2 separate regions of the Homo sapiens genome follow, and region 2 is linked to region 1. Evidence: read pairs that join two places in POLR2A ChIA-PET (ENCODE). Cell type or tissue: IMR-90. All regions are shown on one strand. Each heading gives the region's core, and the rest is flanking DNA. Links, peaks and the distances in the headings are about the cores only.

The links. Peaks named below come from ENCODE experiments on the same cell type or tissue, not always from the same donor. Only the 100,000 strongest peaks of a DNase experiment are listed, where the experiment ranks them.
Region 2: POLR2A ChIA-PET joins it to region 1 with 9 read pairs; 2 of 35 experiments call an interaction of 5 or more read pairs at or near these places.

The regions. Positions count from the first base shown.
Region 1 is chr2:150,594,533-150,598,931 of GRCh38, reverse strand. No RefSeq gene overlaps it. Among named protein-coding and RNA genes, the nearest start is that of LINC01920, 25 kb to the right of the region's middle. In IMR-90, for the core only: no CTCF peak of the experiment used is centred there; a DNase peak (open chromatin) is centred at 2,611; H3K27ac peaks cover 2,339 bases.
Region 2 is chr2:150,870,714-150,875,112 of GRCh38, reverse strand. No RefSeq gene overlaps it. Among named protein-coding and RNA genes, the nearest start is that of LINC02612, 240 kb to the right of the region's middle. In IMR-90, for the core only: no CTCF peak of the experiment used is centred there; no DNase peak of the experiment used is centred there; H3K27ac peaks cover 843 bases.

The DNA.
Region 1 (4,399 bases), core at 131-4,130:
AATATCCTAACAAATGGAAATACACTCAGCCTGATTATCAGACCAGGCTCTGACAAAAAATGCATGGCTCATCCAAGAAGGGTAATTTAAGGAGATTAATAAAAAGAATGATTTACAAAGTTGTAAAGAGGGTATAAGCAGCCTGAAAATGAGGGAGCAATGCCTCAGAGGTAGTGGCAGCAGCAGGCTTTCCACCTCCAGGCTTAAGGTGATAGTGAAAGGAGCCTTTACTGGAATCCAGAAAGGGGCCTTGTGTGGAAAGGGCCATCTGGCAAGAGGTGCGGCCTTTGGCTGTAGCTCTGCCAATGTAAAGAGGCCTCACAGGGAGGGAACCAGAGGGAATAAACACCCAAACTTTGCTCTTTTCTTGCCTTCTGATCTCCTGCCAGATGTCAAACCCAACAGGAAGATGGAGGGCCACAGAGTCCATTGATGCAGCGTGTGGAGCAGCCTCTGCCAACAGGCACAGAACAGGGTAGAGACAGGTGGAGAGTGGCCCTGGGGCTGCAAATGGAGGTTCTCCAGCTGATCTAGCAATGGTTAATAATGGAAATAAAAGTAATCCATAAAGAAATGAATCTGTAGGCTGGAGGGAATAATATATGGCACCTACCATCCCTATAGGTCAGTATTTCAAAAAGCAATATTCAAAAAAATTTATAATCATTGAATAATATAAACTCCAGCATTTTAAAGAAAATCCTCCATACGGAGTATGTATTTTACAATATACAATAAAATTAAAACTTACAGCACATTATCATCATGACCATAATTTTTAAAAATAGGAATTATGGCCCAGCACGGTGGCTCACGACTGTAATCCCAGCACTTTGGGAGGCCGAGGTGGGCGGATCACGAGGTCAGGAGATCGAGACCATCCTGGCTAACACAATGAAACCCCGTCTCTACTAAAAATATAAAAAATTAGCCGGGTAAGGTGACGCACGCCTGTAGTCCCAGCTACTCGGGAGGCTGAGGCAGGAGAATGGTATGAACCTGGGAGGCAGAGCTTGCAGTGAGCCAAGATTGTGCCACTGCACTCTAGCCTGGGCGACAGAGCGAGACTCCGTCTCAAAAAAAAAAAAAAAAAATATATATATATATATATATTTTACCCATTCCTAATGGTACACAAATTAAATAGAAAAATCAATGTAAAAATGCAGAAATTTTATTCATTCTTTTTTTTTTTTTTGAGAGAGATTCTCGCTCTGTCGCCCAGGCTGGAGTGCAATGGCATGATCTCTGCTCACTGCAAGCTCCGCCTCCCGGGTTCACGCCATTCTCCTGCCTCAGCCTCCCGAGTAGCTGGGACTACAGGCATGTGCCACCTCGCCCGGCTAATTTTTTGTATTTTTAGTAGAGACGGGGTTTCACCGTGTTCGCCAGGATGGTCTTGATCTCCTGACCTCGTGATCTGCCCGCCTCGGCCTCCCAACGTGCTAGGATTACAGGCATGAGCCACCAAGCCCGGCCTATTCATTCTTTGTTATCCTGTCATAGTGAAGACTCAGAGAAGTCATCACAGAAATGGCAAGACAAAGACAAAATACATCTAGAATAGTGAAATCCAGTACATAAAACATTAGAAAACTAATTTTAGAAATTTAGATATAGACATTTAGAGGCTGGAAGAGAGATGCTTTTGTCAGCCAACATGATGTAGAAATGAGAGTCTAATAAGAAAGACAGAAATATATAGAATCATATTTTAAAATGTTTTATATTTGTATTGGTCTTCTACGCTTGTTTAACATCCCCCGCCACCCACCCCAAGCCTAAATATGTCACTATTGTTATTATCATTTGCTTCTTGTCTGGTTTCTTTGCCAGAGAGATGAAAACAAATCATTTTTTTGCTCAAGGTAATGAGAAAGAAAGGAAGAAAAATAGGAAAACAGAAAGAATACTGGATACTTTGAAAGGACATGATGAATTTAAGTGATTGGGACAGCTTGAACCGGGTGTATTCAGCAATATAACCCCTTGCTGTTATGCCACTAAAATATTTACCATTGTCACTTGCTTTCATAATTGCTATGGGTCTTTGTGAGTTTTAAATTGATTTTGCCACTTGTGCCTGTTTGTGTTCTCTGGCTCATTTAGATTTAAACATTTATCAGTGAGGTAAATAATAAATTTTGCTTGATTTGAAAAATTGGGCTGTTGTGCTTTCCATCAGTCATTTTGTGAATTAAATCAGATTTCAAATGCTACTTAATAGCAACCAAGTCTACTGAGTATTGACTTTTATTAATTTTCTGTCTCTGACTCTGCAAAGCAATCAACAATTAAACCAAATTTAATGTGTCAGCTGCTTGAAATGCAATTTTTTTCATGGTATATCTTAAAAATCTCTGTTAACATAATAGCTTAAACCCGTTCCTTGTTTTCACAGTGATAAAACTATGTAGGTGGCACTTTTTTTTTTTTTTGAGTTGGATTCTCCCTCATGAATGCATCAAGTTGTTGAAATTCTTGATTCCAAACTCAGGCATTTTAGAAACCAGTTAATTCCTATCTCCTAACTAAGCAATACTTGTAATTTTCTGATAGGCTTCAAGGAATGCCTACCAAACCATTTAATTCATTCCTGAGAAGCTTCAGTTTCTGAAATGAGCTTTCACTTCTTCCTTATAAAATAACAGCTTTGTTTGACATGCCACTGGATACTTACATGTTAGCCTTCAACCGGATTATCTTACATCCCAGAAGAAGTGTGTATGGGAGCAAATAAATAGGGGTGACTCCAAGGGTCATGGGAAATTTCCCTGGTATACAGAACAATGTGAGATATGTCTAAGAAAAATATTTAGTTTCATAATTTGGGAATAGGATTTCATTTAGCACTTTTGAAACATGTGTCTAAATCAGTACACAGCTAGCTCAGGAAAACAGTACTGAAGTGCCTGAGCTTTCATTCATTTCATTGTTAGCTCTGATGGTCGTTAGGTTCCCAAGCAGTGACAGAGCACGGAAGCTGCCTGGATCATGAAACACATCCATTCCATTTCCTAGGTGTTGCATGTGGGTTATTTTGTTGTTTTTGCTGTGTGATGTCCAGAATTGGCCACATTATACTTTAATTCTCCATTTCCTTTAGGCTCATAGGACTCTTCGCTGAAAGGAAGATTTGATGTTGTTTTGTCCAATCCACCATCTGGTGCTAAATCTGTATACCCTCCTTGAATTTCCCAACCTGTTTAGCAAATAGCAGATTTTGAGGGAAACACTTTGTCTTAGTCTGTTTGTGCTGCTACAAAGGACTATCTGATTGGTAATTTATAAAGAAAAGAGGTTTTATTGTTTGTTTGTTTGTTTGTTTCACTGTTCCGTAGGCTGTACAAGGAGCATGGCACCAGCATGTGCTTCTGGTGAGGGCCTCAGGAAGCTTCCGCTCTTGATGGACAGTGAAGGGGGGACAGGCATACATGGTGAGAGGAAGGAAGCCAAAGGAAGAGAGAGGTGCCAGACTCTTTTCAACGACAATTCTCAACAACTCACTCCCCATGAGAATGTCACCAAGCCATTCATGAGGTAGCTGCCCCAACAACTCAACACGTCTCCCACCAGGCTCACCTCCAACACTGGAGATCAAATTTCAACAAGATACTTAATGGTGCAAACTGCATCCAAATCATAGCACATTAAATGAACTACCTACTTCTCTGTCACTCACCTTTGAGTTGCTGAATATCAGAAGGTTCCAGATCTAGATAGATACAGCTCTAGACAGATCCAGATAATTTTTCTGTAAGCCAGAAAAATGGGGGCTCACCATGAGACTACCTATTGTAGAAACATACGGCTTTGATATACAAGGAACCCTTTTTCCAGTCTGTATGCTGTATGCTTCTTCCCCCTCCCATTTTTGTTCCTCCTAGAGGCTAACTTCCAAAGTTCCTACTAAGCCTTGATAAAGCAAGGTTTGAACCCTGTGAGTATTCCTGCCCCAGGTGCTGGTCAGATGATGGTCACAGGACAGACTCTCCTACCCAAACCTTAGCATGATAGTAAAAACCTTAGCACCGCCATTGACTATTTCACTTCTGACTGGCAGTTTCTGAGAATCCCTTTACTGTGATTTTTGAAATAATCTGATGCCTTGATTTTCTTGATAGAACCTAAAATATAGCATTTGGAGCATGTGTCCTTTTTAGAACCACATTAATAATGTAAATACCAGTCATCGTATTTATGGCACAGAGTTCACCGCTAGCAGTTTAAAGTCAGAAGCGTAGAAAGAAAACCATGTGAGTTTTTATCCAGCTTCTACCACTTGCTGATGGCATTACGTGACCTTAAGCAAATAAACTTCTTGGTTTCCTAATCTACAAAATGGGAATAATACAAAGACATGTTAAGTGCCATGGGCAACGCTCATCCACAGTGTAAG
Region 2 (4,399 bases), core at 141-4,140, 280 kb before region 1:
CGTAACTCAAGTAGAAGGTACTTCAACCTAATAGAGGAAATGAAGTGCAATTGAGTCAATAAAAGGGTCAGGATGTGAGACTGGGTCTGCTTGGAACTTTTTTGGGGACACTATTATACCATAAATCAGGCTTTACTCTAAGCTTTTCAGTGTGAGTTACATGCATATTATCTGGTTCTCCCCATGGCCATTTCTGGTTGGATTTCCTATTTACCCATTTCTTTCCTCCTGTCACCACCTCCCACACCTCTCCCCTGCCACCACACACACCAAATTATGATTTGCCTCTGTAAAGGCCTGTGCCAATTCTCTAACCTACCAGTCGAACACATCGATTAAAAAAAACCATATTAGGGAATAGAGAGAAAAACTGAGTTGAATTTTTATGATAAGAAGGAGGTCTCAAAGGTTTTTAAGTATGCTCTGCTGGAGCTTCACACAAATACCTCAAGGATACTCATTAATTTTCACCTGCCTATGTAGGTAGCTTGGTGGGAAAATGTTTAAGATAGAAGGAGAGTCTTTCCAAAAGACTATCTTTGCCAACTTTCACAAAACCCTTAAGGGAAGCACACACTGTATTTAAGACAGCTTTATAGGCTGGGAAAACAAACCTAGGAGCTTTGAGGAACTCTCCTGCTGTGCTTTCAAATGAAGGAGACTTTCTACTGAAATACAGAATTTTTTATTTTCTCAGATAAAATTGGTCATTGAGGGAGTTCAGCCAGAGCCATAGATATATTTAAAAGATGTATTTTTTCATAAGAACTATTATGGAAAGTCTTAACAGATGAGAATGGACTGAAGAAGCATGCGATTCAGAGTGCCATGAGTACAAATGTCATCTGAAACGTGTGCTCTTCAACCCCCATGGCACACAGAAGAAAGATAAAGCAACACAGTCGTGGATAGGAATATGTACAAAATCCTTTTGGCTCCACCTGTATTTCTCTCATGACTTCACCACCACGGCTCTTCTGCTCTAGTTTTGAAGTTTCTATACCTTTAGACATATGAAACAGTGTCACCCATAAACAGTTTTGTTTGGTCTGCATAATATTTAAAACAATTAGAATTTGAACATCTTTAAGTCCCTATTTGCTTGCTTGCAAATGAGATAAGTCGGTCACCCTCTCGCAGACTATGTTGTACTTTTTTCTTTGAGATCTTCCCAATTACAACTTCCCAGTGTTCTATATGTAAGAAAATTTTTCATTAAATAAACATAGAGACATTATTAAACCTTTACAATGAGAGAATGAGGGAGAAAATGTGGCAAAGACCTTATGAAAACCATAGATTGGGGGATAGGCTAGGAGGTCATTGAGTCCTCTGCAAACTTGCGCTTTCCCAGGAGCATGAAATTATCTCCTGTAATAATCCCCACATACATAACCTAAGGCCCCAGCAGATTAACTTGATTTACTCTTTGCCATATCTGCCCTGGTGGTAATAACATGAGCAGTGTGACTTAATGCACAGAATCTTTTCATCTCTGCGAACCATCCCATAATGTAAACCAGAGCCGTTACTTCACTTCCCTCAGCCTCTCCCTGAGACCCTGACATGCTGCATAAACAAGGGAAAGGCCCCCTCAGTACATAACTCCCTACAGTAATGAACTTCAAAGACATTTGTGGTATTCCATTCAGAAGTATTTTTAATTTGGGGCAGATGCATGTACGCAAACTGCCTCAGTCAGCTGTATGTGGTATTTATATTGTGAACCTCTGGTGCCCAAGTACTGATCTCCTCCTTCCTGCAGTTGTAATTTGTTTAGAGAAAGCACCTTGCGGGAGGGGGGAAGGGAGAGGGCAGCAGCGCTCAGGCTGCCAGTCTGGATGTGTGTGGCCTTGGGGAAAGTCTGCTTCGAATGAGAATACTGACTGTGGATTTTCATCACCAGAAAGAATGCTCAAGGGAAACTATCGGCATATAAATTCCTTCACTTGGAAATCAGGAGGGGAAAGAATTTTCAGATATGCCCTGCAGGATGCCTTTTGTCTCTTAAGATGCATTAATGGAACTGCATCTCTGTGCAGGCAGAGCTCAAAACTCCTCACCAACACCCCCAAGTAACAAAGAGCAGTATTTTCTTTATTTGTCTAAATTAATTCCTTCTTTATCAACAGTCTGTGAGAAGGGAGGCAGATGGGAGAGACAAAACATCTGGGATTGAAAACCTCATTTCTTAACCTTGACATTTAATTTCAATAAGCATCTTTTGAAAAATTCCTGTTTTATTTAGCCAAATCCTATTAATTCATTTCTTAGAATGAACTCATCTGTTTCTTTCTGTTTGTGTCACACTGCCACGTTCTTATTTCAGATACTATTGGATGGAGCAGGGACCCCTCTTAGGGGCTTGCAAGCTCCCTTAAGCATGGAAGTAAATGAAAATGTTGAGTTTCTTCAAGGGAAACTCCAGGCACAGAGGTAGCCTTGAGAAGTAAATTAGCAACTTAATAAGCAAGAAGTTAATAGTAGCTTAAAACAATAGCCAAGAAAGCCACAAGAATGTTTGGTTTCCTGTAGAAACCAAAGAGAATATGTTAACATACATCCCTGAGCTGTTTTTCAGAAATGCACACCTCCACCATATGGATCCACTGGCAGGTAGACCCCTCAGGGGAAACTGAGGACTGGACTCTGACTGCCATTCTTTGTCCTAAATTTCTTCCTGAGGGGCCTGGAGGATGTCACAACCCAGGAGCCACAGCTAACATCCTTTTCTGCTAATCTTGAATTTTTAGACAAAGCTTCGCCTCCTTAACCAATTCCAAATCAGAAAATCTTCAAGTCTACCTATAACCTATGGGCCCCCACTTTGAGTTCTTAAGTAAGCCTCTTTAGGTCAAAGCAATGTGTGGCCTCCATGTATTGACTTACGACTTTGCTTGTAAGCTCTGCCTTCTGCCTTTAAAAACTCCTACCTGTAAGCCATCTGGGAGTTCGAGTCTTAAGCATTAGCTGCCCAATTCTCCTTGCTTGGTGCCCTGCAAAAAAAAATGCCTCACTTTCTCTCACTGCAACCCCCATGACAATGTTTGGCTTTGGTGCACTGGGTGAGTGGATCCCAGTTTGGTCAGTTAACACTATCTTCTTAGGCCTAGGAAACTAGGCAACTGCTTCCTGCTCTCCACTCTTTCCTCACTGCAGGACCAGTTTTAGGTCTTCCTAAAACTCAAACTGATCAAATCTCTTTCCTGCTCAAACCTGGCACTCAAGTCCTTCCATTAGCAAATATTTCAGTGTCTACTTTATGCAAATGAGAGTTCTAGACCCTGAAGCACTCTTAGGGCCAAGGGACCCTAGACTCTCTGAGGGTTCACTGAAAAATCAGCTCTCAAAAAGCGGATTAGGCCAGGTGCAGTGGCTCACGCCTATAATCCCAGCACTTTGGGAGGCTGAGGCTGGTGGATCACCTGAGGTCAGGAATTTGAGACCAGCCTGGCCAACATGCAAAACCCTGTCTCTACTGAAAATACAAAAAATTAGCTGGGCATAGTGGCGTGTGCCTGTAATCTCAGCTACTCAGGAGGCTGAGGCAGGAGAATCACTTGAACATGGGAGGCAGAGGTTGCAGTGAGCCCAGATAGCGCCGCTACACTCCAGCCTGGGCAACAGAGTAAGACTCCATCTCAAAAAATAAAAAATAAACAAAAAGCGATTAACTGAGGAAAAGGCATACAAATTTATTTAACCTGTATTCATGAGAACCATCAGAATGAAGACCGAGAGATACAGGGGAAATTGTCCGATTTTATGCTTAGGTTCAACAGTCATATAGAAATATGATTGGACAAAATGGGTATGATGTAATGCTAAAACTGAGTGGGGAAACCCAGCGAGGCCTGTCTGTCTAGATTCTTCTTGGCCACTCTGAGCATAGATTTCTTCTTTCTGGGTGTAGGCCAGGAGACTCTCTGGAATGGGGGTCTTATGACCTACAGTCAAACAAGGTAGGCCAGATAATTTCTTTATGGCCAGTGTTTACACAGAAAGGCTGACGGAAAGTTAGATAGTATTTTTAGGTCTTAAGGCTGGCTTTGGGGAAAAGGGGTTCTGGTTTTATGACCTGCCTTGGGGAAGAGGGATCCTAGTTTCCCTAGCCTTGGGGGAGAATGCGCCAGAGAAACAGGAGGGCGGTAGAAGGTCAGAGAAAATCTTTTCCTTCTGAGACTGCTGCTGAGGCCTTCAATCTGGGGTATTGTTTTCTGAGCCTCAATTCATCTTAACCATTTTTCCAATTCTATCTAGTGTCTTTTTCAATGAAATTTTCTGCTCACTCTGTCCTGAATACCCATTGAATTTTTAGACCTCCAGGTTCTGCTCACTCTTTTATCCCCACCTGGAGTGCCTGCTCCTCTGCTCGTTATCTACTGAACTCCTCTCCCTC